Linked DNA regions of Mus musculus: region 2 is linked to region 1. Evidence: chromatin loops called from intact Hi-C (ENCODE). Cell type or tissue: gastrocnemius. All regions are shown on one strand. Each heading gives the region's core, and the rest is flanking DNA. Links, peaks and the distances in the headings are about the cores only.

Evidence for each region. Peaks named below come from ENCODE experiments on the same cell type or tissue, not always from the same donor. Only the 100,000 strongest peaks of a DNase experiment are listed, where the experiment ranks them.
Region 2: a loop joins it to region 1, with 4 times the contacts of the local background. A loop is called at or near these places in 8 of 42 quality-filtered maps.

What each region holds. Positions count from the first base shown.
Region 1 is chr9:27,279,655-27,295,578 of GRCm38, forward strand. No RefSeq gene overlaps it. Among named protein-coding and RNA genes, the nearest start is that of Igsf9b, 11 kb to the right of the region's middle. In gastrocnemius, for the core only: a CTCF peak has its summit at 7,995 (motif pointing left); DNase peaks (open chromatin) are centred at 7,973 and 8,954.
Region 2 is chr9:27,096,579-27,112,502 of GRCm38, forward strand. Jam3 (junction adhesion molecule 3) reads right to left here. Exons shown (of 9, transcript NM_023277.4): 2 at 9,771-9,836; 3 at 8,929-9,042; 4 at 5,286-5,438; 5 at 4,660-4,862; 6 at 3,505-3,604; 7 at 2,267-2,396; 8 at 2,134-2,188; 9 at 806-1,823. The coding sequence ends at 1,788. Among named protein-coding and RNA genes, the nearest start is that of Jam3, 51 kb to the right of the region's middle. In gastrocnemius, for the core only: a CTCF peak has its summit at 9,722 (motif pointing right); a DNase peak (open chromatin) is centred at 9,740; H3K27ac peaks cover 1,220 bases.

The DNA.
Region 1 (15,924 bases), core at 6,754-9,253:
CTATCCCAAAAGTCCCCCATACCCTCCCACCCACTCCCCTACCCACCCACTTCCACTTTTTGGCCCTGGCGTTCCCCTGTGCTGGGGCATATAAAGTTTGCAAGTCCAATGGGCCTCTCTTTCCAGTGATGGCCGACTAGGCCATCTTCTGATCCATATGCAGCTAGAGTCAAGAGCTCCGGGGTACTGGTTAGTTCATAATGTTGTTCTACCTATAGGGTTGCAGATCCCTTTAGCTCCTTGGGTACTTTCTCTAGCTCCTCCATTGGGGGCCCTGTGGTCCATTCAATAGATGACTGTGAGCATCCACTTCTGTGTTTGCTAGGCCCTGGCATAGTCTCACAAGAGACAGCTATATCTGGGTCCTTTCAGCAAAATCTTGCTAGTATATGCAATGGTGTCAGCGTTTGGAAGCTGATTATGGGATGGAACCCTGGATATGGCAATCACTAGATGGTCCATCCTTTTGACACAGCTCCAAACTTTGTCTCTGTAACTCCTGCAACATATGATTTTTATTTTATTTTACGATGATGCCAAAGCCATATACTGTGGGTAGCAATGGTATTTTGTATTTTGAACTTTGATCTTTTCCCACGATAGCAGAACGCAGTGTGATACTGTTTTGAGATTCTTGGAGTAGCAGTGACTTTAAGGATATAAATCTACAGATTGCAACATGTTGCTTAGCTATGCAACTTGGTAGGCTATGTGTATTAAACACATTTTATTTTGGAGACAGTGTTGGTATATGGCCCTGGTTGGCCTTGAACTCAGAGTCTTCCTTCTCTGCTTCCTGAGTCAAAGGACTGTAGCAATGCACAACCATGCTGTTTTAGATGCAGTTTTGATTCATGATATCCTTCTTCTTCTTCCTCTTCTTCTTCCTCTTCTTCTTCCTCTTCTTCTTCCTCTTCTTCTTCCTCTTCTTCTTCCTCTTCTTCTTCTTCTTCTTCTTCTTCTTCTTCTTCTTCTTCTTCTTCTTCTTCTTCTTCTTCTTCTTCTTCTTCTTCTTCTTCTTCTTCTTCTTCTTCTTCTTTCTTCTGCTTCTGCTTCTGCTTCTTCTGCTTCTTCTGCTTCTTCTATTATTATTATTTTATAACTCATTTATTAAATGTAACTATTGTAAGTGGGGGACTGCTTGTAGTTTATTCTGATACTGTGCTTCTCCCTGATTCTCTGTCTGTCTCCCTCTTTTTCATCTCTCTGTGTATCTTCCTCTCCAAACTGTGTGAGGACACCAATTGCCTGCTACAGGGATTATTTCTCCATACTGTCACTATAGCTACAGCACCTGGTTAAATGTTTAGCACTCACTAAATATCTGTTGAGTGGGGTTGACACCATAAACTGTTCTTAGCTCAGTTTGCACCTTGTATGTCAAGGTTCACAGGGAAGGAGAAGACTCTAGGTAGCTCTAGCGAAAAAGGGCCTAACACAGAATTGTCAGACATTAGCAATCATCACTGAAACAAAAAGTAGGTCAAGGGTTGAGACTGTGAGGCTGACTTCCAAAACGACAGAGGACTGGGGAGGCTGTAGCTCCGCATGCCACTGGGGCGATGCCCATTTGGATCAGAGCTGCCAGTGGCTATTGAGGATCCTTTCCTGGAGGTGTGGAGATGGGAGAAAGGCAACAGAATTTAAGGGTTAGGCAGTTAGATCAAGAGGCTTCTATGAGCTTATTTTGATACTTAGAAAACAGTGTCCTAAAAAACTGTTCAAAGCCTGGAAACCAGCTTGCCCAAGCTGCAGGAGGCATTTCTCCACTTCCCATTTCTGTTTGACTTTCAGATATTGTGTATACAATTAATTGAGTCAACTTCACAGAAGAAATATGGCTGCGGGGTGGTTTGGGAATGCTTTCAAGGTTTTCTATACAAATGATAGGGTAGCGGCGATGACACATGGATGTTAGAACCCCATGTCTCTTCTCCATGAGAGCTCTTGATTGCTTTGGTTTGTAAAGGGCTGATGAATGGCAAGAAACCTCATTCTCATTCTAAGCACTTATAACTGGTAGGGTGTGAGAGCTTCCATTAGGCTATCTGATGCTCCTCAGCTTTCAAGGATGGGTTGCAAAGTTCTGTGTGAATGAGGCGTGAGAATGGATTCCCCAGAGACAAATTGAATGACACCCAAGGATATCCCAAGGTCAGAGATCTTCATTTTTTATGTGGGAGTCAAGGCTTAGGGGTGTTCCTAGGAGAGTGGTTCTCAACTTTCCTAATGCTGTTACTTTTTGATATAGTTCCTCATATTTTGGTGAATCTCAACCATAAAATGTTGCTGCTTCATAACTGATTTTACTAGTGCTATGAATCATAATGCAAATGTCTGATATGCAGGATACCGGATATGTGACCCCCAAAGGGTCTTGCCCCACAGGCTAAGAGCCATTGTCCTAGGGCCTATACAACATTGAGAATGTTCTTCAAAGACACGAGGACTAGTGGGACCCAAGAATTTCCTTACTGCTATCCAGACAAATTAAGAGGGAAAATTGGAAACAAGACATAAATGGAGAATTCTTTCACAGACTGGAAGTTATCTCAGACTTTTTCAAGATCTTCCTTGTAGGTACAGAAGGCTGCATTCACCTGCACACCATTCCCTCAGCCCAAGCACTCACAAACAGGGTAATGTTAAAAAATAAAGTCTTTTCTTTAATCAGCTTCAGCAACTTCAATAAGATGACCCACCATTTAGAACTCTACAATGGACTCCCTTTACTTTGTGACAATTGGTACCCCACAGGCAAAGGAAGCTAACTTTGTTTTGAGAGTTTTCTGAAGCTGCTTAGCCAGAGGACTAACTGCTTGACAAATGTCTCCAATGTCTCCACTGTTGGGAGAGATGGCCCAGTGTTTAAGAGGGCTTACTGAATTGCAGAAGAAGGAGTTCAGTTCTCAGCATCTACGTGGTAGCTCACAATCTCCTATATATATATAGAGTGCCAATGGGTTTGATGCCCTCTTCTGGACTCTATAAACTCATGTAGGCACACACACACACACACACACACACACACACACACACACACACAAACACACACAAACACACACACATTTTAAAAATTGAAAAAAATGCCATTCTCTGTGGTGTCTGTGAATATGTTGATTGGCTTGGAAATTAATTTTGGAGAAGGTCATTAAGGACATTTAGATACTGAGAGCGTGTATGACAAGGAAGGCCTTAATAATCTCCGAGAGATTTTCAATGTATGATATTCCTTATTTCTGTGGTTATGGACTCAAAGGAGGGCACTGCATGTGCATGTGGTAAGAGTAACAAACTGACCACAGGGCACGAGCAATTTACAGGCAACATCCCCGGCAGTACTGAGCACATTCGGCTGTCCCTCAATGCTTGAGTTCCATGTCTGTGCTGGGTGGGAGTGGGCTGCTGGTTGTTGACCCACGTTGGCATCTGTAAGCTTGGCTACTGATCTCCAACTATTTGAGGTCTTTTTCAAGGATCTCTTAATCTTGGAACTGACAATGTTTCTGCCTGGTGCAGAAGTGGCTGGGCATAAGTCCAACATGCACAAAGAGATGAGCAGGCAAGATACATTCCAAGAAGAGGAAGACCAGAGTCTACCACATCTTGCAGGAAAGCTTCTGCTTGGAGGTCAGCACAGTACGCTGGGTTCATTCTACCCATGACCCAACAAATAGCTCCTGAGTGTGAGACTAGGAGGGTAGCCAGACAGCAGACTAGGATGTATGTGTCCATCACTTGGGTAGTGGATGCTTCCTGGCCCCAAAGTGCTTCTTCTTCTAGTTAACCACCCGTGTATGTGTGCTCTCTGGATATCTAATGTAGGTAGACATGAGGGTGCTCATGGTAAATATTGAACTATATATTTGTCTACATGTGGATAGCCTGTAATCGAGGTCCAGAGCTGTTGCTACACATATTCATCCATCTGTTGGTGCACATCTTGGGTAAGTGTGAGTGCCCATGTATATGTGCAAACGTGCACAGTGTTGGGGCAGGCCTCTTTGCTGGGCTTCGCCTTGGGCTGTTTGCTTCTCAGAGACAGAATTTGGATTTGTCCTCTCTGTTCCAGGTCGATGGCATTGATGTGGGAGGAGTGAAGAATCAATTGTAATTTGGTTGGAGGGCCTGGCGCCAGAGTGTGTAAAGAGTAATTAGTGGGAGAGGAGCTGATGCAAAGGACTGGGGCCACTACTTTTGATGGGGGCTGCTGGCCCCTGGACAGGCGGGGCATGGATGTAGGGGAAGAAGCTTGTTGCATGAAGTCCAAGGGCTCCTTCTCTTAGTATATGACATCCACCCTGCCCCTTTCCTTTACTAGGCTCAGAACAAAGCTCAGAGAGAATTCCCCCTTGGAGTGAGTGCTGGGGACTGAAGGCCAAGATTTTTGCCTCTTTTACCATTCTGCTTTACAGTGTGCTAATGAGAGCTTTCTGACACACATTCTATGTCTCGCTCTCATGAACCCCTTACCTAAGACTCAATGTGTGTCATTCATTCACGGCTTCTGCCTTTTGATATGTTTTCACTTTTGCTGTCTTCTTTGGACCTTACACCATAAATAGGAGATGAAAAGACAAGAACCACACTTCATCTATACCTAGGACACAAGGGACAAGCATGCAAGATTCTTAGCAGCCATGGGTTCAAGTCCAGCTCTAAACTCTAAACTGTAACAGGCACCCTCATGCCAGTGATTCTCAAATAAGTTGCAGAGCTTGTGTTTCCTAGGGTCTTCATTTATCTGGAAGAATGATGATGAAACAGGAAGTAATCTGGGTGGCTTTAAAAGGATGAGTCCTGCTAGCTAGTATTATGGCAGTTCTGCATCAAGCTGCTATAAATCTGAGTCACAGGGAGGTGTGCAGAGAGCAGAGTTTGAGTTCCAAATATCCCTGACCAAGTTCTAACTCAAATGTCCTGGGGTTTCTCTTCAGAGACTGGGGTACTTTCCTATGTTCTGGCTATCTTCATGTAGGTGGTTCATAAACCATGTTTGGAGACACAGCATCAAGGAGTGGAAGGGGAGATGATCATGAAGCAGGAGTGCAAGCTGCAGGCAAAGGTTGCTAAGAAGGAAGGGTACATGGTGATGTATTCTGTATGTATCCTATATGTGGGGGGAAGAAAAGGATTCTCAGAAGAAAAAGCCTGTCTAAGCTATGAATGAAGAGGGAAGGACAGCATGACAATTCTGAAGCCTAGGCTGGTCTGAAGGTTAATGGAAAGTTCTCCTGCCCATTATTTCTGGCCTCCTTTGGTTTTCTGGAGGCTCCTTAAGACTCCATTCCTTTGAGTCTTGTGTCTTCCTTAAGATGTAGGGGGTCCTGACTATTGGAGAGCAGTGTGAGAGGAGCTGTAACAGGAGCAAGCGCCACGTCGTATGGTTGGTGCCTTCACTGCTCTGCTAATGCTGACAGATTCACAGGCATCACCACTAAATGCCTGAGATGGCTTTGCCAGCTTGAGAAGTGCAAGAAAAGAACTCTGTGCTAATGGATTCATCATCAGGGAGGGGAGGGAAGAGGAGGGGCAGCCTGGGGAAGGGGAAGGTTGCCAGGGATTTTGAAGAGTAAAGCCTGTGAGGGGATATAAGAAGTGGGGGGGGGGCAGTGTAGCATCCACCCTCCTTGTCCTGTGTCCCAGCCACCTTATGATGAGAGGTGTGTCATCTAAGGAGATGGAGTTTGCCCTTGTGTACAGCATATGTGGTTGTCTTCTGAGAATTAGGCAACCTCCTTCAGGAACCTGTAGGTCACACTGGAATGAATGAGCTTTGGAACCAAGAACAGAGTCCAGAGCTTCCATTTCTTTCATGAAATTAGCAAAATTATTCCTGGGCTCCATGCCCTGATCTTCGGAGCATTAGAGACACCTCCTCCAGTTCTTTGAAGCCTCTTGACTATCCTTCTGAGAGCTGTCCTGGGACATTGTGTTCTAAGTAATAGTGTTGGAAAGTATGGTGACTGGGCATGCATAGGTAAAAGGAGACCATTGAGGTAATGATTATAATTAGGAGGGGGATTTTAAGGTGACTTGAAAATTCTCTTTTTAATAAAAAAAAAGTTTGCCCTCTTGGCAGGTAATGGGTTAACTAAAGAGGCAGGAGCTGCACAGGATTCATGAGCCCCCTTTGTCCTATCCTCTACCTACTTCTCTCTTCTTGGTGTGATGTGCCTGTCACAGATGGTCCTCATCTTCATCTGGTTTCCTGCATTCTGTGTGGTTCTCACTATTTATGCAGTTACTCATCCATGAGCCAGGCTGGGATGCATAACAACCTATCTTCACATTTGTAGAATGCTTTGCAGTCTTCAAAGAACTTCTATACCCATGATGTCATTCAGTGCACATGGCATGCCATCAAGGAGTTAAAGCAGTGTCATCTTTAAGAACACGGATTCTGTCAGTGGCTGTGTGGGCTCATCTCTGACCACGTGTCTGATTACGGACAGGTGCTTTCATGCAAAGTAGGGAGAATAATAGGTCATTTCTCTTAGTACCATAGGGATTCAAAGACTCATTTTTTTTGTGTGTGAAGTATTTATGAATAGCCTACCATGTGGAAACCTCAACTCCAGCAAGTGCTATTACTGTGACTAATTGGGTCTTTAAAGGGGAAACTGAGGCTCAGATGAGGAAGGTGATTTTCCTGGATCACAGAGGTTAGCAACGTTCGTGTGAGAAGCCAGGTCTCATGGCTTACATCCCTGAAATGTAAAATGCTGTGTCACCAAATTATCCAGTGTGCTTTGCACAGACTGTTTCCCTTGTGGTCCGGGAGTGGATGGTGATAGAAATCTGAGGTGTTGCCACCCCTATGGAGAGCTCAGGCATGACTCTGGTACTTGTGACTCACAACAGCCGTGGGAGGTATATGCTTTTGTGGCTTGTTTAGAAGCCTCCCTAATCAAAGGGGCTGGATTGGTTCTGACTGTACACACCCTGGATCTGCAGTAAGGGATTCAGACTCTACTTATGAGGAAATGCCAGGGGCTCTCCTGTCTCTGATGTAGAGGTCCTGGCCACTGTGCTGAGGAACCTGGAAGTACTAGGAGACAGGACACATAGAAGACTGTCCCTTTCTGCCCTTTCCCTCTTTCCTCAGACCAGGAGTCTTTCTGTTTGTACATCTTTCTCATGTCTCATTACGATGCTGCACAAAACAGGAGGGTCTCTTCTCTCTCAATTTCTCCAGGGTGTGAGGGCATGGGAATTTACAGATACAGCACCAAATGTGTGAGAGTACACACCTGTGTGTGCACATGGAGAGCAGTGCATGCCTCTACAGCAATTCTATGTATTCCTATGGTTCTCTCTGAGGCCGTATATATGTGTGAAAGTGTGTGGGCGAGCAGGTCTGTATGTGGCAGTGCGGCACCTGTCTGTGTGGGTGTTGTGATCGTGTGTGTGTGTGTGTGTGTGTGTGTGTGTGTGTGTTCCTGGAGTGTGTGGGCTGGGGTTTATGTTGGTAGAGGCTAACAATTGTGGTCTGTGCTGTGCTGATGGTGTGACCATGAGAGTGTTAGCTTGCTTGGTTTCATCTTATGTAGCATCACCTGCTGAAGTGTGTCCATGCCCCACCCCCATCCTTAAGCTTTCACACACCTACGTTGCCCACACCCACTGACACATACATGACTGTCTAGCATCATAGCACAGCACTCAAAAGTGTTCATGAAGAGTTAACATGTGTGCACATGTGTCCAGTTCCAACTGCTCACACAGAAGTGGCTCTCCTGATCCCTTTTTCTGGGCTGGTTTGGTTTTGGGTTTGTTTGTTAGTTTGCGTCCTCTCTCTTCCTCCTGGGAGTGGTCATCCTTGTCTTGAATGCCTGGCAAATTCATTTTCGGAGCTTGGCCCTGGCACAGTAAAGAGGGTTTTTCCCCTCTGGGCATGACCAAGTTTCCTTCTAGAAATGTAATTTGTCCTCATTAATCCCACTCCTGGTTCTAAGAGGCTCCTAATGGCGCCACCTACTGGTGGCTGTTCCCTAGACTCTGTAGCTAGGGAACATGGGTACCCTCTACACTATAATTAAGATGAAGTACAGGTAGGCCATCCTAGATGTTGTGTACTATGCGACCATGAAAAAGCTGTATCCTTGGGAAAAGGCACGAATGGCAAGAGTGTTCTAGGGACACCCATGCTGGGAATTCTGCTGCGGCTGACCACAGACAACCCACATGCTGTGGTTCAGTGTGTGTTAAGCTTATGCTTCCAGAAGGAGTGTCACACCTGCCCACAGAGCAGAGTGGGTGGGCTTTGTAGTTATGCACATGCGGTGATTGGAGGGATTCTGGGTACCAATCTATGTGCAGAATGTCCTGCACCAATACATGGTGCACCAATGCATTTGCTCTGTCACACTTACCTATGTATGTCCTCTGCACTAGTGTTTGTGTGGCTGTTGCTTTGTATGTTGATGTGGAGACATGGGTTTGGGTTGTATTAATATCATATAATAAGAGCTTGGCATTTCTGTTTATGCCAAACCTTTCATGCTAGAACACAAGCCCCTAGAGTGCCACCATTTTCTCCTGCAGTCTAGACTTCTTGTTTCCCTGCCTTTATCATTGATTCCTCTTCTCTCCCTCTTCCCTTCGTGCTCTTTTAAAAATGTCCATCTCTTATGTAGTGGGGGTTTCAACTATGTACAGAGGTTTCCTAACTGCTGTCATCTCTGGGTCCAAGGACAGTTGAACTAGGCCCTGATGTCTTGCCTGTCTGTCAGTAACGGATTGTCTGCTTGGACGATGGATGAGATGCCCCACCACAAAACCCACCATGGGTTTTGTAGAACTCGTTCTACAAAAAGCCTCCAGAAGTGACAGCAGCCTCGGGCAGAGAGAGGCCCCTTCTCCCCACGGTAACGGTGCAACCCGCTTCCCTAGTGTTGGAATGTCTCAGAGTCTGCTTGATGCCCCTCGATTAACCTTGGGAAGTTGCCAGGCAAGCAGTGCTCGTGGCAGCCTGCCCCTCTGTCCTTTTAACTTCACATTCCTCCTTCTATGAGCTCATTGTGCTAGGTTTCCCATGAAACTCTCTTTTCAGAGCCTCAAATGGCCTCCCCTCAATCTCCTACTAGGCAGCTGTGCCCACACAAGTCTACAGGCTTTCCCTTTTATAACTTGATTTCCTAGAAAGGGATAGAGTTTCTCTGTCTGTCTCTGTCTTCATCTCTCTCTCTCTCTCTCTCTCTCTCTCTCTCTCTCTCTCTCTCAATCTCTCTCTCTCTCCTCCCTCCCTCCCTCCCTCCCTCCCTTCCACCCACCCTCCCTCCCTCCCTCCCTCCCTCCCTCTGTATATACAGGCATCTACCTTCTGATCCCTCAGGAATCAGGGCTCTGGATAAAATTCTTTCCTTTTTCCAAATATACTGCACCACTATTTATTTTTCCCTTCACCCCAGTCCCAGGAATATGCCTCATACACACCAGTGTGTCTATAGCTAGGCTTTCATGGGTCCAGCAAACTGTCTCCTATGCGATGAGTCTGCACTCTCCTGTTGTCCCTTATTCCTAATTACCCAGAATAGATATTGCCTGTAGGCAAGCTTTGGGATTTAGCACTATCCTCTGACTTTCAACAGGAGCTGCAACAGTTACATTCCATGGAGCACTGGAGCCCACGCTATGTCCCCTTTCCAAAGAATCTGATAGACCTTGGGAACATAGCAGTCCTTGAACTCTGAAATTGGACTGGCTTTCTGTTAATGGCTGAATTTGCACTGTGTTTCTGAGAAGCCCTATTGCTATTAACTGCAAGTTGTGTGAGGAGAGGGACCACGTGGAGGCATGGTACACCACAGGTGCTCCGTGTTTTCTTGGTGTGCAAGCTGCTGACTGGGCATTGCAAGTTCCAATTTGATGGTGACTGAATGATTGGTCACTGACAGAATTCTCAGCGTGACTTTGGGAGGCTAAAAGTCTTATTTAAGGATATATACTTGATGGGTGAGGCAGGGATGAGACTCAGGGTAGACAAATCTGAGGCCAGCAATCTCTCCCTAGACCTCATTTGCCTTGTGTCCAAGCACCATGGAAACTTGTTGCTGTGGTATGTTTTGTCCTGGATGTTTGCCAAGATTAAATCGGGCTCTGTCTCTAGGTTTCACTGACTCTGCAGCCCAGTAAGGGAAGGACAGAGCGGGAGAGAAGGAAGGGACTGAAAAGAGGGGAAGCACAACAGGAGAGAGAGAGAGAGAGAGAGAGAGAGAGAGAGAGAGAGAGAGAGAGAGAGAGAGAGAGAAGGAGCAGGCAGGAGGACACTGAGGGAAGGGTTGGCAAAAAGGCACGGGGTGGGGGGAGCAGGGGGAAGAGGGGCTGCTGCTTCCCTCTGCCCTCTGACTCCTGTCTGGTGCCCAGCCCCTCCCTTCCTGTCTCCAGCACCTGGTAGAGCTCTGCTCATGCCAAGGCTCTGGGGAGGGGAGGCAATGATATAAAGATGCATTGCATCTACTGGCACTCCCACACAAGGCCCTTTTGTGTGGAGTTGAGAGCTAAGCGTGGAGGGGTCCGGGAATGAGAGGTCTGGGGTCGAATGGGTGCCAAAAATAGACCCCTGCAAACTCTCCAGCTGTGGCTTCAGGGCCTTTTCTCCCCCTCCCCCCAACCCCCAGCTCATCCATCTGTGGGTCCACAGCAGAATCACAGACTCCTCCTCACACCATTGCAGGGGCCTCTTTGACTCCCAGCCTCTGTGCCTTTGGTTTCATTGGAACCAAAAGTGACGCTGTCTTCTGTGTCCCTGCAGAGGACCAGATCTTATTTGTCATCTCTATTAACCTCTACTTGTCCATATTCTTCTCATTTGCCTATTCTTTGATCTCACCCTCCCCAGCTGGCCAGGTTCATCATTGCCTCAACACATGCTCTATTCTTTACATGGAGGCTTCTTTGTGTTATAACTGGCTAGACAGGTCAATGTGTTATTATCTCTACAGATTCACTTGCCATGAACACTTACTGACTGTCCACTCTGAGGTGGACAGTAAGGATGCTCACCATATAAGCTCTTGCCCTCTGCAGGCCATAGACCCCACAGCTCACTCCCTGGTAGACTTTTCTTCCTCTTTCTCTCTTTACTGAAGACTGAGCTCAGACCTCAGCCACCTGTACTGCCATGTTCTTGGAGCTCTATGGCTGTTTGAACTTGAGCACTGTTGTGTGGATGTGGCTTGTTTTTGAAAGGATCATGTGTTGAAGCCTGGCTACTACTGGGCAGTGTTGAGAGCTGGCGGAACCTTTAAGGTAACACACACGTGAGAGGAGCCAGATTACTGCATGAGCTGACCTTGGAAAGGACAAAGGTAATTCTTGTAGGACCCTGGGCTCTCATGGTAGGGAATTGTGACAGGGATCCCAAACTTTGACTTGCTCCCTGGCCTCATGTCTTGCAATGTGACCTTTCACTTCTACTATGACACTATCTAGATCTTCACCAAAAAAAGGCACTGGGATTTTAGATTTATATCTCTAAATCGGAGCTAAACAAACCTCATTTTTAAACAAATGTATTATTATTATGTTTATTTATGTGGATGTGTGTGTGCAAGCCATGTGTATGCCTGTGCCAGAAGACAATTTGAAGAGTGTCAGATTCTCTGGAGCTGGAGTTACAGGTGTCTGTGAGCCATCTGACATAGGTGCTCCAGTTTGGTCTCTAGAAGAGCAATAAGAGCTGTTAACTACAGAACCATGTCTCTGGCCCCCAAACCTCTCATAGCAGGTGAGCTTGAACCGGGGGGGGGGGGGGGTAAAAGTGCTTGCCAACAAGCTGATGACCCGAGTTCAAGTGCCAGACTCCATGGTGGTGGGAGAGAATTGATTCTTGAAGATTGTCCACTATTCTTTACACATATGTGGTGGCCTGTGTGCTCATACTCACACACACCGCACTATGCGCTCTACCCAATAATGATAATGAATAATATAAAGCAAAACCATTACCCACATTTGAATATTCTGTTATAGGAACCAAAATGGACCAGTCCACTATCTTTCTTGTGGTGTTGCGTTGAGAGATACACGTAAGAATTGTTCACATGGTCAGACTCTAGTGTCTGAATGCCAAATGGTTTGCCATTGCTGTGTCCTCCTTATTGTCTAGCACAGTGCTGATTGGAGATTAGTGTTCAGGGTCTACTTGGCCACTGGGAAGATATTTCTGCTCATGCGTCCTTAGCCCAAGTCCTTGTTCTCTCTATTGCTGGCACTAACCATGACCTGATGACTTTGTTTGCTTTTCTAATCCTGGGCATCTAGAAACTTTTTGTTGGTTTCATGGTACCAAATGCATGCAAGTCCATGACCCAATGCACTACTGGGGAAACTTGTTTGTTATGTTTGAATCCCTCTTCTTGTAATCCTTTAGGGGGAAAACTCCAGATCCTGTTTGCTTCCTGTATAGTATCACAGGAGAATGGGATTGGGTTACTGGGGATGCTATGGAGGAGGAACTGCCTGTAACGATGCTCATGTCCTCTCCTTCTACTGTCCCTCCTATGGTTGGAAGAATGATGACTTAAATGAAAGGGGGTAATCCAAACCCACAACATGTTATAGCCACAGCGTGAGCATTCCAGTAGACGCCATATTTTTAGCTGTCTTTTAGACTTCTACATATTATGGTGTAGAAATAGCCCACCTGTGCCAGCAACTTACCACAGAATCCTTTAGCCTTGAGCAGGCACAGAACACCTAGGTGTACAGACTCATCCCTGGGGGCCAAGAATTCTTGAACATACTTCCCATACTGTAGCCTTTGGCAAAATAAGAAATTATTGAGGTGTGATGGTGACATATTTCGGGGGACAGTTCACAGAGAAGGCTATCACCCAGATCCTGAGTTCTGTGGAACAAACATCATGCAGAGCAGCAAGCCTCCTTTTTGTGTTCCTGAATGAAGCCAGAAAAATATGGCATGTGTCTTCCTTGAGGGTGTTTGAAGCTGGCTTGTAACACTGAGAAAGAAGAAGAGAAGCATTATAATGGTTGAGGATGCTAGAAACCCAAGTTATAGATGCCTGATTTCTGATTTCTTCCTCCCCTTCCCTTCCCTCCCCTCTCCTCCCCTCCTCCTCCTCCTCCTCCTCCTCCTCCTTCACCTCCTCCTCCTCCTTCACCTCCTCCTCCTCCTTCTCCTCCTCCTCCTCCTCCTCCTCCTCTTCCTCCTCCTCCTTCTTCTTCTTCTTCTTTCTCTCTCTCTCTCTCTCTCTCTCTCTCTCTCTCTCTCTCTCTCTCTCTCTCTCCCTTTTCTCTTTTGGACAGGCAAGAAATGGACCTGGCTAATCTAAAGTTCCAGGAATTGCTTTTTACTACACTGCTACAAACACATGTTTAAGAACTGTGACTTTAGGTTCACCATACAAGAACTATTTGTACACCTGGTTATACCTGTTGTGCACATGTGAGGTGTGTGACAGTGTTCTATGCAACTGTGATGTGTGCAACACTCACCAACTCTGTCCAAGGTAGAACAGTGAAGCAGCAATGAAATGGATGGGCTTCTGGCAGACCCTCCTCTTGGGCTTTGGGCTCATCTGCTTGGCACAACTCAGAGTAGTCGCTTGATGGTCAGGACAGGCAAGTTTTACGTAGACCACCTAACTACTCTGTGACCTTGAGGGCTGAGTGCAGTTGAGGAGCACAACTCTGGGTATCCAGGGAGACTTGAGTCATAATCAAGCTTGAGAATATAGAGAAATATAGAGAAAAGTTGTCAAGAAGACAAAACCTTGTATTTGAAGAGGCAAAGATGGACCGGTAGAATGACAACTCTGGTCCGTAGAAGGAACTGACCAGAAGCTACAGTGCAAGAGACAAGTGGATAGTGGAAGAGAAGGAAGCCAAAAAAGGCACATGTAGTGTTGTTCTGTTTGCATTTTAGTGAAATGGGCATGCCTTATAAGCTGAGGGTTTGAGAAGCTTGCAGAACTTTTCTTCAACCACCTGCACCAAATACCTTAAGATTAGATATTAGAAGACCAATTTATTTTATGTTGAGTTCCTCCTCCTCCCTCCCTCCCCTCCTCTCCCTCTCCCTTCTCTTCTCTCACTTCCTTTCCCTCCTCTCTTCTTCTTCCCTCCCACTCCTTGACTCCCCCCACCCCTTTTCTTTTCTTCCCGAGACAGACAAGGTGTCACTATATAGCCCTGGTCGGCTTCCTACCGACAGAAATCTACCTGTCTTTGCCTCCCAAATGCTAGAATTACAGGCATGCTCCACCAGGCTTTGGTACCAAGTCTTCTAAAACATTCTCTCTGTTGTATTTCGAAAAAACAAGGAAGCACCATTGTCTTCTCAAACTGGCTAGGATTTTGCAAGTGTCAAGGGTAAGTCCCTGGGACTAAGAAACATTGTAGCAGTTTGAATTAAAATGAGAACATTCTTAGACCCAGATATTGTATGCCAAACTCCTTTGTGATGGTTAATTTTAGGCATCAGCTCTAGTGGACAAAAGCAGTGGTTCTCAACCTTCTGAACACTGCACCCCTTCACAATAGTTCCTCATGCTGTGGTGGCCCCCAACCATAAAATTATTTCATTGCAACTTCACAATTAATGTAGCTACTGTTATGAATCGAAATGTAGATGTCTGATATGTAGGCTATCTGATATGCAACCCCCAAAGTGGTCATGGCCCACAGGTTGAGAACTGTTGGTCTAAAGGGGACTTAGAGAGCAGGTAAAGTGTCTGGGAGGGTATTTCCCAAAGGAATTAGGACTGGGGCTGTAGGCTGAGTGTTTGCCTGCACCACTGCGAATGGGCATTGCATAACCTGCTAAGAGCAAGACCGAAGAACAAGGGTGAGTTGCCTTTTTCTCGAGCTGGATTCCCTCCTGCCCTTCAGCAGAGGAATCTGAGGCTCCCTGGGCTTCAGAGTCCATAACTCACACCTGCTTTTAGAGTCATGCTGAATCACGCCACCAGCCTCTCTGGTTCTTCAGCTTTTAGACAGCATATTGTTAGACTTCTCAGCTTCCATAATTGCATGAGACAATTTCCATAATATAATTTTTCCAAGAGTTCTTTTTTTTTCTAGAGTTCATTTTTTTTTTTCTGCTTTTATTTTGAAAACTGTTTTCACAGCAAATTGTACCATTCCCAAAATGGCTGCAATGCTACCTCCATTCCACAAGCTCATCTCAGAGTGTGGAGCAGAGATTATTTCACGGAGAGGCAAGGATCTACATGGTTTCCTTTTCAGCTGGATAGGTAGGTCACACCTGTGGACATGAAGCTGTGTTATCCAGGACAGGGGGATATAAAGGGTATTTTTACTTGGTTCTGTTGGGACATGGGCCCTTGAAACCCAGCCACCAAGCTGTGAGGAAGCCCAGGCTAGTCAATAGAGAAGTCAGTATGATGAGACAGGAAACTTTACCGACAAGCCTGGCTAACAACCAGCTTAGAGCAAGGTGTGTGAGCCATCTTGAAAGCAGACTGTCCATGCATCTTGGAACTGATGTTTGGTATTCCCACCAAGCACTGCTCACATAAATGACTCTTGTTATTTTAAGACACTGTATCATTTTGGACTTTTTTTAAAAAATATGGCAAGATAATTAGAACAATTTTCAAACTGTATAAACACCAAACACTTTCAAACTTATTTTGAATAAATTCCTTTGGTTTACAGCCTCTCTTCTTCCTTGTAAGGAGATGCTCCAGCCATCATCCTACCCCAAATCCTACCAAGAGCCCTGAAGAGGGTAAACACAAGCTGCTGTTTGCAGTTTGATTGCTCAGTGGGTGTAAGAGAAACCTTGGTTGCCAGTGGCTACCTTTTCTATGTGTCCTCTGAGGGCTTCTGGGCATGTAAGAGTAAGTAGCGAGTGGTTTGGTTTTCTTTTCTTGGAATAACTGATAAGAGCAGAATTACGTGTTTCCAAAAGTGAAGCTTCTGATGAAACTAAAA
Region 2 (15,924 bases), core at 8,588-11,087, 180 kb before region 1:
ATCTCTAAAACCACCCTGTAGGTGCAAGGTAGGATCAGGGACTCCTTTAGATTCCCCTGGCTTCTCACCACTTCATACCACGAGTCTAACATGCTCAAGTGTTTGAGACCAAGAGCATCTGTTCTCGAAGAACAAAGGCTTTTGGACTGGGGTTTCTAATGTCCCATAAAATGAGCAGTGTCTCGGACAGATAAAAGGTTTACAATAAAGTGGAGAAACTGCTTTTGGTCAGACAGCACTCTGCTCACCCTCGGGCTTTGTCCTCTGGCTGTACTTTTCTTCAAAGAGCTGTGCTGGACACAGAGGCTTGTCATGGAGGAGACGGCCTGCAGTGCTGGGACTCTTTTCATCACAACAAAGGATCTTCTTTTTAAACATGTTCAGTTTCAAAATTGCCTTTGGTCTTGGATACATTATCAACTAAACAAATATTTAAAATGATTTTTACAAGCAAGCTCACTGGCTTTGTCTTATAAGCTACCCAAAACAGACTAGGGTTCTGTCACAGACACTCAAAGACAGGAACCACTGACCACCAGTCTTCTTCAGCCTCCTGCCGGAGACCAGCCCAGGATACCACCAGTGACCATTTTAATCAGGTGCAGAGCTGAGATGAGGGCGGTGCAGGTTTAAGTGGACATTCCATCCCACACAAGTTAGTACCATGAGGGGTCCCTGAGACCATCCAACTAGGACTGCACAGGGCCTTTCTAGGAAGAGGAAATCTACAGGATGAGGCCATTCAAAACTAGTCCAAGAGTTCCCAAAGTTTCTTGCTTTAAAAAAAAAAAAATACAAACATGACTAGATTGGAATTCTTTAATGGTTTCCTAAGCAACAGTGGTCAGACAGAGTAAGTTTTCTTATGAAAAATGCTAAAACTTCTTTTGAACAAAGGAATATTCAGCCAGCCTCCTTAAGAAAACTCCTTAAAAGACTTTACTACTGGTATTTTCCAATTAAACACTAGCAGCCCAAGCCTTCTACCTTAAGTTGAACTCATTATAAAAAAATACGTTTTGAAACACTGTATGGCAATATATTTACAGTTTATATAGAAATTTTCAGTAATCAAAATACATCTCTAGCAAAATTTAGAATGTTAAATTTTTATAAAATAAGCAAGACCAATAGAAAAGGAGACTTCAGTACCATTTCAGACTTAAGACAGACAGGTTCTCCTATCTCCTGGCATCTCTTGGGAAGGAGAGTTTCCTGGGTCAGAGCCCTCTTCCCAGCAAGCAATTTCACCTTTCTGATTTGGGTTTTTTATAAAATGCTGATTCCAAACACATTCTCCAGGATGGAAATGACAGTACTGGCCAATCAACAGAGGCAACACGGTGGGTCAGGGTCCAGGGAGCAAGGCACTGCCTGAAAACCTTCCTGGGGCACTGTCACAGGCATCAGGCTGTTGCCTGCTGCTACTGCAGCCCAGCGCCTCAGCCTCTCTCTGCCAGTGTTGTCCTGGCAGCTAAACAGCCTGGGGCAAAAACAGTCCAAATTGCCCTGCATGGGAGAACGGAGACCAGAAAGGCCTTGAAGATCACCCTAATCCCCATAATGAGGTCAGGCTAGCAACAGTCTGTGTCTACATCCATCTTCAGGAGGCTTCCTTTTATTCTTGTGGCTTGTTAAAGAGGAAGGAAGGAAGGAAGGAGTCATCAACTTTGGCCAAAACAAAAAGCTTCTGCCCGGGTGGCTTTGTCAGGAGCTCTGGGCTCACAGCAGCCCTGTGACCAGCTTCCAACAGAGGTACTTGCATGTGCTCTCCCAGCCGACAGGTGTCAGATAACAAAGGACGATTTGTGTCTGAAGTCACCCTGCAAAGGCAGCAAAAAGAATCAGTTCAGGGGGCTTTGTTGGGTGGTGGTTGACATACATTGGTCAAATCACATGTAAGCTAATCTTGTCCCCTAAAAATGAAACCAGGAGCAAAACTGAGAGATGAATTACATCCTTGCTCTGCAGCAGTAACCTCTATTAGCACTCATGAGCTGGTGAGGAAGGAGTTACCATGAGGGCCAAGAAGGTCAGGGAGTACACTTAATCCCCAAACCCTGAGAGCCACAGAGTTTCCAAGCAGTAGTAGTTTTCCTGGTAGATACAGAGCACTAGGGTTTCTGCTCTTACCTCCTCACTCGTCCGGATGTAGTTAACACCGTCATGCTTCCCTGGGCTCTTATAGCTGTGAACACAAGAGGACAGCTCAGTAGTGCAGCTACACTGCTAATACAAGTCTGAACCTCAGACGAGACAGGCGTACCTTTCTCCATCTTGTTTACTGCTGATGAAGCAGCCTCGTCTGTACGCACAGCAGATGCCCATCGTAATCACAGCAAGAACAATAAGGACAACAAGGACTCCCCCAATAATCCCAGCAATGTTCAAATCATCTGTAGAAAAAGTTCGTAGACAGAGATGGTGTGGTCCATCAAAGGACCTTGGCCCCGTTAGCTTACCTTTCCAACCCCTCTGCTGACCCATTTACCCCTCTGTCTACTCCTGCCCACTCTAGCCAGAAGAGGAAACTGACCCATTAACATCTCTCTGGGTAAGAAAATACAAGCTACCATAGCCCCTGATATCATAGAACAAAAGCAGTTACACTCAAAGCCACTGAGAGATGCTTACCAGTGTATAAAAGGCTTTAAAGTCTTGTAAATATTATTTATGGAGAAATGGCTATATTTCTATATAGCATCAAGAGCCAGGAGCCCTAAGTAAAGTAACCTTCCTAATTTATACAGCCAGCCTTGCTGGAGATGACTTGAGCAAAAGAAAGCTTCAAATCTTAACCATAAATACCGTTAAATGCAAACTTGACCTTCTACTTCAGCTGCTGCCTGTCCTTGGCCCTCATATAACCCCCTGCACTCTTCCAGGCAGAGGCTCTAATGGTTTTCTCCCTCTCTGCACACCTTCCTACAGCAGTGAATTACCCTACAGTAATTCTCCAAACTGGACTGCTGACATGCATTAGAATGCGACATGGACACAGACACTGTGGCAAGTTCCAGTGGCCCCTGCATGATGTAGGCAACAGTCCTCCAACAGGCTAGGGAAACACTGCTCTGGAGTGACCACAACTGAGAATGAAGGAAGGAACCCAGTGGCTTAGCTCACCCTATCCACTTCCTCCCAACACCTCCCCAAGAGCCCACTACCTGATGACATCACAGGAGAAAAGAATGAGGCTTTGAGTTCCCTGCAAAAATAGCTGCTAGATTCCCGTCAGGGCTCCCTACGCGAATGTTTTTGATGCTTCAATCATTTACCAAAAAAATGTGTTACACCTGGTGCAAGTTCTATGCCAACATGTTCCCGATACCCAAGCCCCCAGGAAGCTGCTTTGCGGATCTTCTCATTTAGACCTCATGCTCTTTTATACTCCCAACAGGCTCCCCGAGGATCTGATGAGTCCCCTGTCAGCTGCAGAACTAACATTCAACTTAAATGTTCTATTCACTCTTGTCTTCAGTGTAATCTTTTCAAGTGACTCACAGACTTCCATGTCCTGCCCCTCACACCTGGCTGCACCTGCGTCATTGGAAGCAATGCAGTAGTACTGCCCAGAGTCGTCCTTGTGGACAGCATTGAAAACCTGTTTTAGAAATGACAAAGTGTTACTTCACTCAACAGGACAAACTGAGTGACAGACATCAAGGGTGACACCACACAGACGCCCCACTGAAGCCACAAAGCAGTCCGCTCACCAGCAGCTCTACTGTCCTCACCATTTCCCTCCTGCATCAGAGCTTCACAAGGAACTCCCTTCGGGATGCAGAGAGAGCAAAGCTGGGCAAAGCTAGGCTGCAAGCAGCCCACTTCACTGTCCCTCTGAAGTTCAAGGGATCCTAGCAGCTCTCCTTAGACAAATACCAATACCCTAGAATGAGTCACGATTCACCCAATCACTCCCTGAAGTTGGGTATTTCACAAACCAGGACGCCACCCTCCCTGCTGAGTGCCTCAAAGCCAGCATGTCCTTTGCAGATGGCCAAGCCATGCTGTTGCATTTTCTTCTCGCTCCCATGTGACCTCCTACCTCCCAGTGGGTTAGCCTTTTTTCTTTTTCTTTTTTTTTTAATTGTTTTTTGTTGTTGTTGTTTTGAGACAGAGTTTCTCTGTATAGCCTTGGCTGACCTGAAACTCACTCTGTAGACCAAGATGGCCTCAAACTCACAGAAATCCGCCTGCCTCCTGAGTGCTGGGACTAAAGGCACGTGATGCCAACCACCACCAGGCACCAGGAGTTATTCTGAAGCAAATTCAAGACATATTTAATCCATATCTCTTTATGATAAGGACTTAAGAACTATAATCACAATTCTGTTGATAATGGCTTAATATCAAACACCTGCCCAGTAAGCACATTTCCTTCACGTGGTGCATATGTTCCGTTGATTATTCAAACTAGGATTCTAATAACATGAACCCACTTGTTTACCTGCCCCCTGTTCTCATGCAGATGTACAGGTTTCCATTTTGTTTTACCCTTAACACTTGTTTATATGAAAGCCGAAGCCACCTTTCCTGTAGTGTTTCTGATGTTCTAGATTTTGCCTCTGCCTTGAAAAGGAGCCTCCCTGGCTCTCCTTCCAGGCATCCTAGGTTCCAACAAACGCATCTGCTTCCTCACCTTGGAAGGGCTCTTACCAGAGTGCCTGTCTCCGAGTTCACATGGAAAGAGGAATTCTGGAACCTGGGATTGGCTCTGGAATCTGTAGGCAGTGGCACATCATTGCGGTACCAGCTGTAGTGAGGCCGGGGATAGCCCTCGCTCTCTTGGCACTGCAGTGTTGCCGTCTTGCCTACAGGTACAGCGGCTGGAATTCTGCAGACAGGGGTCACTGGCTTCACTGCAGGCAAAATACGGGTTGGTGTTTAAAATCTCAGCACAAGCCCATCATACCAAAACCTAGCGTAATAAAGCAGCTCCGAAGGCCACAGCCCATCCACTGCCTGCACCCTGCTCACTCTGAGTTCATTCCAGCCCGTGTGTCCAATCTCACAGTCTCCAGTTCTTCCACCTTCAGGAGTAAGCTGAAAAGGAGGCTGCAAAGGCAGATCCCTGAGGCCGGTAAGGAACACAGCAGATGCGTGTTCTCATCATCCCAGCCCAACTCTAGACAGCCTCAGTGGCCCCCCTTCCAAACTGCAGATAGCCCCAGGAACACAGCCCTGGAGGAATGAATCGAAATATGAGCTAGTCTCTTATTCTAGAGCTAAGGGCTGACTCATAGGGCTGGCCAGTAGAGATGCTACACATTAATGGGGCCTACCTTGCACAATTAACTCAATGGTAATCTCATCAACTTCTTTTCGGTCATTTAGAGCAACGACCTCACAGCGATAGATGGCTGAATCCGATCGTGTCACATTCCAGATCCTCAGGGAAGTTTTTCCAAACACATCTGTGCGACCTGCCAGGTCTCCTATAAAAAAGAAGACACAAGATCCTAGACACTGGAAGACTGTGGGGCTGGACTTGATGGCAGAGCAAGAAGACTGCAGTACAGTGCTGTTTGTCCTGTCCCTCCCTGTATGAAAGACGTGATCTTCATGGGGACCAGGCCACTGACTTCTTCCCATGTGCAACCTGAGCATCAGAACTAGTATCTGGTAGTTAAGATAAAGCCAGGAACCTTATTTCTCCTTATTATTCCCAGGAGGAGAAAATTAATTCAAGGAAAAGTTAAGAAAGGAAAACCAAATAAATATTTACAAAACAAAGTCTACAAAGGATGTTGTGGCTATCCACATGAAAAAGAAGAAAGCTGACCCCTGGCTGCCTCCCTAGTCAACAAATACCCACTAGAGTTGAACAAGAGCTGGGCATTTATTTGCAACACTATAAGTTTATAGGAATGGAGTTTGAGGTTAGCCTAGGCAACACAGTTAACTGGAGGCCAGCCTGGGCAATATTAGCAAAAGTTTTTAGATTTGTTTCCTTTATATGGATGAGTGTTTTGCCTGCATGTATGTCTGTACAGCAGATATATGCCTGATGTCTGTGGAATCAAACCCAGGTCCTCTGCAAGAGCAGCCAGTGCCCTATCCACTGAGCCATCTCAGAAGGCATAATCTTCATGACCGTGGCTTCGGTGATGGTTCCTTAGATACGACAACAAAGACACAAGCACAAAAACTGGGGGTTATACTACATTCCATCAAGTCAACAGCGGCTCTGCTTTAAAGGAAGTAAGCAGCCGAGAAAGCAATCTACACCGTCTGTACCAGGGGTACGGACGACTCTGCAAGCCACGTCAGAAAAAGGACTTGCCTCTGCAATGTATGACTCTACAACTCAGTGGAAATGCACCTAACAGTTGATCAGGTTTCTCCCAAGACACTGCCCACTTTGCACATGGAGAGATGAAACTCCACTTGGATACCTTATACCCTCTAAGACTATTAAAATAAAGGTCAAATGATCACAAGTGTGTGTGTGACTATGGTGGAAGCACCGAAGCGTGAGTGTAAATGGAGAAGCCAGGGCTGGGCACATGGCTTGCTCAGTGATTAAGTCAATTACTGCTTTTAGAGGATCCAGGTTTGGTTCCCAGCAACCTATGTGGGTTCACAACCATACATAACTCCAATTCCATGGGAGCCAATGCCCTCTTCTGACCTCTGCACACTCAGCATGCAGATACAGTGCACAGACATATGCAGGCAAAAGACACAAAATTTAAAAAAAAATATATATATATATAAATATATATATATGGTGACGCTCCTTTGGAAAGCCGTCTCAAAAACTCACCATGTAGCCACCATGTGGCCCAGTAGTTGTGTACTTGGTCTTCACACAGAGATGAGTGCAGAATACTGATGACAGCCAGTGTAAACTCAGCATCTGAACATCACCTGATGCGTGCTCAAAGCAGCATGGCGCCCACACAGTGACCAGGGACCCCGCCACAGAAGGGAACAACTAAGCCCTGTGCTAAGTGAAAGAAGCCTTACATGACGTCTCCCGAAAACGCAAAGCCTAAGAGGTGTGTAGGTAAGGGCTGCTAAGAGGGGAGGGGAGGGCCCTGACTCTGCATGGCATGGGCTACGGGAACGTTCTGTGATTGACAGGGTGGTCCATTTCTATGTGAGTATAAAAGCCAACTTTTACACTTCAAGAGGGACAGGAGTAACAAGTGTGACAGGGGTAACAAGAGGAGTAACAGGAGATGTCTTGGGCACAGTACCAGTCCCGCCTCCACCCTCCTGCTTCTCTGGTTCATGTCCTTTATGGTAACCATTCCTATGGCTAAGAGTAATACCTCTGATGTCTACAAAGAGAAAGTTGTAATTGTTAGTGATGTGAGTGATAATTCAGGGCCTCATACGTACCAGATCAGTGGTCTATCACTCTGCCCACCCCATCCAAACCCACCCCCAGCACTAGGGAAATGAGAGTTTTCTTAAAGATGTATTTTTACTGTTTGTTATTATATGAGTTGAGTGCGGGTGTGAGCCCAGCTCCTGCAGCCTATGGAGGAGCTGGAGTTACAGGCTGCTAGAGTGGGTACGAGGAACTGAGCTCAGTCCTCTGCAAGAGGACACTCTTAACTCCATCATCCCTCTAGCCTCAGCCTCCCCTCCAAAAAATCATTAGGTTTTTATAGTTTTAATAAGTGAGTCTTTTTTAAAAGACTTCCTTATTTATAGTCTTGGTATGGAGCGTTTTATCTACACAGCACACGCATGCGTTCATGGCCTGTGAAGGCCAGGGGGTGTCAGATTCCCTGCAGCTGGGAGCTCTAGAGGGTGCTACCACTGAGCTACACATACAGCCCTTGCAAGTTGTTGGGGTTTGACCTTGTTTTACCCCCTCAATCCTAGGAACTGAATTCAGAGTTTCATGAATGCTAGCTAGGTAAGCACTGTACCACCGAGCTACAGCTGAAGCCAACAAACTATTTTTAAGAGCAACAACTCCTGGAACCTGTAGAACTCAGATCACAATACCCACGACTTCACTAAAACTGAACGTACCTGCACAGGACCTCCTCTTTCGCCTTCCCTTGCTGCCAGATGGAAAGTAACATCCGACTCCGCCTGCCATCCCTCAGCACAGCTGGTCCTCCTTGCAATTCTCCCCTTGCATTTCCAGTGGCGCTACCTCAGCTCAGCCATTGTGAGCAACCCCTCCCACCAGACTCTGCAAAGGCAATGTGATCTGGCCCTGCTCGGAGCTGTGATCACCTCCAGTCTCTGTTGCTTCTCCTAGCACCTCTGATGGGTAGTGTCTGCTGTCCAGACACCCCGTGCACTTCCCGTCTTCCTCATCGCCCTCTCAGCCAGGTTCTGGTGACAGCTCTTCTCAGAAGCTGAGCTCTCACATATGTGTCCATATGTAGCATTCTTTCCTGCCATTACATCTCTCACCATGCAGCGCTTGCTATCTTGTAGACTGCCTGAGCACTCTGCAGCCTACGTCCTGACGCCTGGCTCTCAGTCCCCTCCTCGTCCTCCTCGCCATCCTATGGTAGCTTATGTTACTACTGCCCCCAGATACTGTCCTGCTTCAGGTCAGAGTAGGGAGGCCCCAGGCCTGACCCTGGACACAGTGGAGCTCAATCCTGTGTGATACTGCTGTGATAATCCCTTTGGGCACCCCTCACAGTATGTCTGTCGTAGGCCAGAACAACATGGCTAAAGAAATGGTTTGCTGTGATTTCTCAAGCAATATGTACAGAGATCCAAGTCCTTACTAAGGAGCTGGGATTTGTTGAAGTTGCATTGTAGAGGTACAGGCAGGCTCAAAATATCAATACTAAAATTGAAATTTTCTCCAACAATAAACTCAGAAAGTCAGAGCAGTCCTAGCCACAGGAACAGGCTAGCAGTCTGGGGAAATGTTACTGTAAATAAATTCCACAACCTGCAGACAAAATAGGAATAGTGCAGAGGACAGTGGGCTCATACCTTGAATCTTGTTGTCAAAATACACATATGTGGTTTGGCCATCTTGGATTTTCTTCCATTCAATCCTAGGGTCACTTGTCTGTGAGTCCGTAATGATGCAAGACAATTCCACACCTGGAGAGCAATGAGAGAAAGATAAGCTTAAACTTATAAGCTTAAACTTTCCAAGATGAGTTTCTGCCAGAAAAACCAATGAAAACATTAGTAAGGATTTCACTACAGAGAGCACACCTTCCCTTAGACACCTGCATCTATTATATGAGCTTTCTTTGTTGTATAGATACAAGGATAGGCAGGAAACAGATGACAGCCAATGTAACCTGCAGAGTGTGTTGCTAGTCTACCCAACACAACAGCCATCCTGAACATTCTTGGCTAGTCCATACAGGGAAGTAGGGGCTGGAGGGCCGGCTCAGTGGCTAAGAGCACTGACTGCTCTTGCAGCTAGCAGTTCAATTTCCAGCACACAACTATCTATACTCCATCTCCTAGAGACCTGGGGCCCTCTTCTGACCTCTGCAGTATCCTCCTGTGTACATAGGCTCACAGTCACAAATAAATATTTTTTAGATGATAATAGACAGGGTGTGGTGGTGCACACTTTTAATCCCAGCACTTGGAAGGCAGAGACAGACAGACAGACCTCTGTGAGTTCCAGGCCAGCCTTGTCTCTATAGTGAATTCCATGTCAGCCAGAGCTACACAGTGAGATCCTATCTCAAACAAACAAATATATAAATATATCAATACAATAAACACAATAGAACAGGTGCTGGGTTGGCTGCAGAGCTACCTAGTGTCCACTAGGGGGCCCCATCCCTCTCCATGTTTCCTGTACTTACTTTCAAATTCATGTACCACTGGGTTTCGGTTGCTGGATTTGAGATTCACTGCCTCTATCATGCAGCCTAAAGGGAAAAAAAAAAAAAAAAAAAGTAAAATCAGACAGCCCCATAACAGCAAGAAACTCTGGGTGGAGGCCACAACTTTTCCTTCCATGTAAACGTGGATGTCCATCACAAAACACAGGGTAAACAATAGTTGATATTTCCTTTGTTTCTCATATTCTAGAAGAACTTAAGGGAAGAGCTTTGAAAGTAAAAAAAAACACCCATTATTAATACTCATGGCAGCAAAGAACAGCACTAACTAAGACCCAGCAAGCTTTGAACAGAGTGACTGTTGTGTGTATCCTAATGGGCCCCGGTGTAGCCTCTCTGCTACAGCTACCCTGGGTAGGCTTCACAGGCATGTTGTTTGAGACAGGGTCTCTCACGGTCTGGAATCCCGGATTAGGATTGAATGTCTGGCCAGTGACCCTCAATGATCTACCGGCACTGGATGACTGATGTGTGCCACCATACCTGCCATCTGACACAACTCTAGAGACCTAACTAAGGTCTTCAATGCTTTCAAGGCAAGCGTCCTATTGACCAAATTATCTCTCTAGCCTATATTTTATTTTTAAATGGCACTTAGTGTCTTAGGTTGGGTTTCTATTGCTGATAATGCACCATGACTAAAAGCAACTTGGGAAGAAAGGATTGATATTATCTTACAACTCTTCACACTCCATCACTGAGGGAAGTCAAGGCAGGAACCTCAGGCAGGACCAGAAGCAGAAGCCATGGAAGAATGATATTTACCGGCTTCTTCCTCATGGCTTCCTCAGCCTGCTTCCTCAGGACCACCTGGCACCACCCACAATAGGCTGGGCCCTCCCACATCAATCATTAATCAAGAAAACACGCCCCCACACTTGCCACTGCAATCTAACGCAGACGTCCCTGTGAGTTGTTGGTCATAAAGGCCTCAGAGGCTCTAAAACCAGGACAGGCCACTGCCACTGCTCTTGGTTGTCCACTAACCTGACGTAAGTCCAAATTGATAAAGATACTATTGGCTTTAGATGCAGGATATCGAGAAATCAACTCAAACTGACCAGGAAACTAGCTTACACTGTTGCCAGAAGGTGCTGTGTAGGCTGCTAAAGAGAGAAGACATCAATGGCCTGACCCAGTGCTGGACACTGCATGCTACAATATTGACCTGCTGGCAATGCATGGCCACTGGTGCAATAGTGGTGTGACTGTTAGCGAGCAACCCTAATCCACGGGAAGTATTTCATGTCTGGTACTAGGAAGTTGGTCAAAAGCTTCTGGCTTGGGGATCCTCTAGCTGTTGCTTTGCTGTCAAACTGCTTTCTGAAGATTGATGGTTTTGTGCACAGACCTGCGCTTCTCTCCACCTTGGACAGGGAAGCTTCCTTTCCAAGTGCACAGTTAGCCCAGACTCATAACTGCTCCGAGGTATAATGAATGAACCGTGCTCAGCTATGCAAGCATCATCCATTGCAACTTCCCACCAGCCAGAGCTCAGGGAACTTTGCAAAACAAGACGGAAAGAACACAACAAACGGGATGGAGAGGAGAGATGTGAAATGCTCACTTCTGGACGTGCCGTAGCTGTTGCATTCATCGACTCACGGCGTTCGTGGTTGCTATTGTGCCGGTAACCAGCACAAGATCAAGCCAGTCAACAAATGCCTATGTGGCTGAGCGAGGGCCTAAGGAAGGCCCCACTTCTTTCAGAGGAAGTAATGGCAACTGAAGTCTTCTAAGCGAAAAAGAGTCAAACTTTCTATGCAGATGCTGATCGGTTGCTCATATTACACTGGATGTCCACACAGTCACTCATGTGCATATGAAGAGCACTAATGTAACTAGTTATTAACAACAACAACAACAACAGGGAAGACAAGAAGCTGCAAAGGAGAGTGTAGGAGGGGATGGGGTATTGGGAGGAGGTGGAGACGCAATCAAAACATTATATAAATGCATGGAGTTTTCAAAAATAAAATATTTTTAAAATAATAAATAAAAAGAAAGAAGCGAGGGGCTAGGAGTGGTGGCGCAAGCCTGTGACTCAGTTTGAGGCCAGACTATGATACATAGTAAGTTCAGGGCCATTTAGGGCTACTAAGTGAGACCTTGTCTCGAAAGCAAGAGTTAGGAGGAGATAATAAACACCTGGAAACCCCTTATCTGTGATCTGGCTACTTACTTCCCAAAGGCTAAAATGGTCCCCACACAAGGACATCCTACAATGCACCACCACAGGTTATTTGTAGCACAATGAGAGCAAGCAGAGAAAAGTTGACATCCGCATATCTCATCAAAGCAAACGAAGGGTCAGAGTTCCTCAGGTCATTTCCAAGTGTTCATATCCGCTGGTTAAGAAGCTAGCTCCAAGAATTACCAGCACCCCACCCTTCTGGATCTTATACCCATAAGGCAAATTTGTGCTTTCCCTGGGAAAGCAACAGTAGTCAGGATAAGGAATGTCACATGAAAATCCACCAGTTAAAGAGTGTAAGATGTCACATATGAGCAGCCAGTCAGGAGTGTGCAGAGCAGACCAGAAATGTGACCTAAACTTACAGACAGCATGATTTTGACAGGCACCAACTACAAACTACAAAGGTTTGCTTCTTGTAGATCAGCTGACTATTCTGCTAAAGGAATTATCCTACCTGCAAAGTGATGCTTATGGTAGAGAAAAGACCCAGCAAAGCCTGTACCCCTCAGTACTTTGACAGGCGATGGAGCAGGGCAAGGAGGCACACCGTGCTGCTGGGATTCTAATGAACTGCACCTCTGAGCATCACTGGGACTAACAACATTCTCAGCACTGACTCAGCCTCCCATATTCTCCAAGTAAAGACTACTGCATGCACTTCCCAGGCAGGGGACAGAGCCTACTGGCAACAAGCACAGGCAAGAATCGAGCCCAGGAGTTTGGACTTATCATTCCTACTTCATGATTTATTTTATTAATTTTCTTATAGAAAACAATGCTAAAAATCTACCCAGAAATAAAAGAGACAGCAACAGATCCACATAATGGAGATTTTATACTAAAAGAAAGACATGAATCAGACCCTGAAGTCTAAATTGATAGCCCATTGTTCTACAAAAGTCCCTTTTCAGACAAGTTTGCAAGGGAAGTGGCTTTAAAAAGGACTTGATGTGATGTGCAGTTGGCACAGTCCTCAGCAACCCAACAGCTCTCCCTCCCGCTCACGACATGGAACTGAGCTAAGGGGGAGGGCAGGGACCAGGCAAGGATGATAAGGCACAAGAGGAAGCGCTGTCGCTCTGACGTTCACGTGGCCTTCCTCGTGGCCAGCACCCAGAGCTGCTGTGTTCTCCACTTCCCCTTCCCTTTCCTTACCGGGAACAATTGAGGCACCTGTGAAAAGAACTGCAGTTTCCTCCTCAGTGTTGAGAGACCTAGAGACTGCCAGGGTCTGGGGCCAGGATGGCAGGCAAGCAATACGCCAATCCTTCACTTGCTTAAAATACCATTTCCCTAAGCCAGACTCAGAAAGGGATGTTTATGAATTGCTGGGGGGTGGACAGGGAGGTGGGCAGAGGCAGAAGGAGGGACAAGTGTGAGCCAAATCTACTGGCGTGCACAGATGAAAACACCACAGTGAAGCCACCATGCTAACTAACTAAGTGAAGGCAAGGACCACTGTCCAAGCCCTCACGCTCACGCGTGGAATGACTTGCCAAACATGCCTGGAGGTTTTAACACGAGGTGTTACCCAGGAAGCCTTGAGCAGCAACTCGTTCAGTGGAGCCAGGCCCCCATCTGTAGTTACACTCAGAAACAGTCTGTTGCCCAGCCTGGGACACTCATGCCTCCTCCTACCACCCCAGAGTGACTGGCTATAAAATGCTTCTACAGCCTCAAGCCAGACCAGCCAATAACATAAAATACTGCGGCAAGCCCAGACTTAAGCCATGACAGGTGCGGAACTGGAATGGCATGAGCTTCAGCCCTCACTCTTGTTAGCGCTGCAGTCCGCTCCTCTGCAGTCTGCTCGCTCGCTCTGGTTGAATGTTCTAAGGGTGTCACACACTCAAGAGAACTCAGTTCTAAGGGTGACTGCTCAGCATCTCGGTGCAAACTATGCATCTTCCTTCATTTTCTCTTCTTACTTTGAAATTAAAGCCATGCAAACCAGAGACTGGATCTACTGACTCAGGACTAAACCACTACAATAATGGGAGAAGGGGGCTCTATCTCTAACAGTGGCTCTATTTACCTACAGGGCCAGCAGCAAGAGGAGATCAGTAGGCTTAGTTTTTCATGGAAAATTACTTAACTGCACTTTATACCAATTACTATAAACCAGGATAAAATTTTTCTTTTAAAATTATTTCAGTCTACAATATGTTGTTGCTAAAACCTAGTTTATGTGTGACTGGCTCTCAGAGAATTTATATTTAGCTTTCTGGCACTCTGTTCACTTTGTCTCCTGCTCAAAAGAAAACTTTCCCCTCACCAGGACTCAAGCCGAGAATATCACGTCAGCACAGAGCACTGTGGGACTGTGCTGGCCCACTGGGGCTCACATCTAAATATAAAACAGCAACACGGGTTTATCCATGGACATTAACTGCGTGTTTACTGTTCAGAACAGAACACTTGCCCGTGCTTGTTCAGTGAAAGCCACCTTACAGAAAAGTATTTCCCTATAAAGCAGCATTTCAACAATGTCACAGCATATTAGCCAACTTTCCAGGAATTTAAGGGCAAGAATTGAGGGAGAGTGAACACCGAATGCGATTGTCCAGAACCTTCTACACATACCGCAGAACGTAAATCATTCAAAGCAGGTTCTGACCGACCACGGCACAGCTGGAGGAAGTCCTGCTTAGACTACGAATGTGATCAAGGCCAAACTAAATGGCAATACAATCTAACAGAGCCTTAGAAATGAAGTATAAGTCTACCTAGTAATACACGTGAGAGGACAGGATGAATAGAAGTCTTAGGCTAGCTTGGGATACAGAACAAAACCCTGTCTTTCTTTAAAATATTAAAAAAAAAAAAGGGGGGGGGTTGTGGTGGCGCACGCCTTTAATCCTAGCACTTGGGAGGCAGAGGCAGGCGGATTTCTGAGTTCAAGGCCAGCCTGGTCTACAGAGTAAGTTCCAGGAAACCCCCCCCCCAAAAAAAAAAAAAAAAAGCTGGGTGGTGTCACACACCTTTAATTCCAGCATTCAGGAGAGAGGCAGGTAGAGCTCTGTGAGTTCAAGGCCAGCCTGGTAAACACAGCAAGTTCCAGAACAACCAGAGAAACCTTATTATCTTGAAGAAGGAAAGGGGAAAAAGGAAAAAACACACACACACAAGGATCAGCCAAACAAGATAGAATTAAAAATAAATCTGGCTTGAATGGCTAATTTTATGTGTCAATGTGGAGGGTGCTTTTACAAAGCATTACTATTTAAACTGTGGAACTCTGGGTTCTCTGGTATCATTAGATCTTATCCTAAAATTGGCTGCAGATCTAAATAGACTGAAGAGCGCCCTCCCCATGTAGGAGGAAGTTCTTCAGCAAAATGTCTTTGGGCCTGGTGACATCACTGTCTGTCCAGGGTCACCAGGCTCCGGGGATGCACTGTACACTGCTAACATTTCAGCTTTCATAACCTCAACACAATTCCTTAGCATACCTCTTCTCTGGAGACCTGCTTCTCTGAAGGATGCTGACGTGCTAATGCTGTGCCTGTGGTACTTCTTAAAAGGATATCCTATGTTCACATACACTGTACACATGTGCAGAAGAGTTCTTTGAGGGACTCTCAGAGCACAGAGCCAGAGCCACGGCTCACCACATCCCATAAATCAGACGAGATGCTGTTTCTATTTGATTCTACTGTCTCCTAACTCAAGACACCAAAGATTTACTTTTTAAAAGATACTTTTATTTTTAACTATGTGTATATTTTGAGGTAGAAGGTGCACAGGATGCCTTCTGAGTCCAAAGAGAGCATCAGATCCCCTACAGCTAGAGTTAACAGTGACTTTGAGCCACCTGATATGGGTGCTGCCTGTCAAACTCAGGTCCTCTATAGGAGCAGTATGCATTCCTGATTGCTGAGCCCTCTCTCCAGCTCCACCAAAGATTTCTTAAGCACA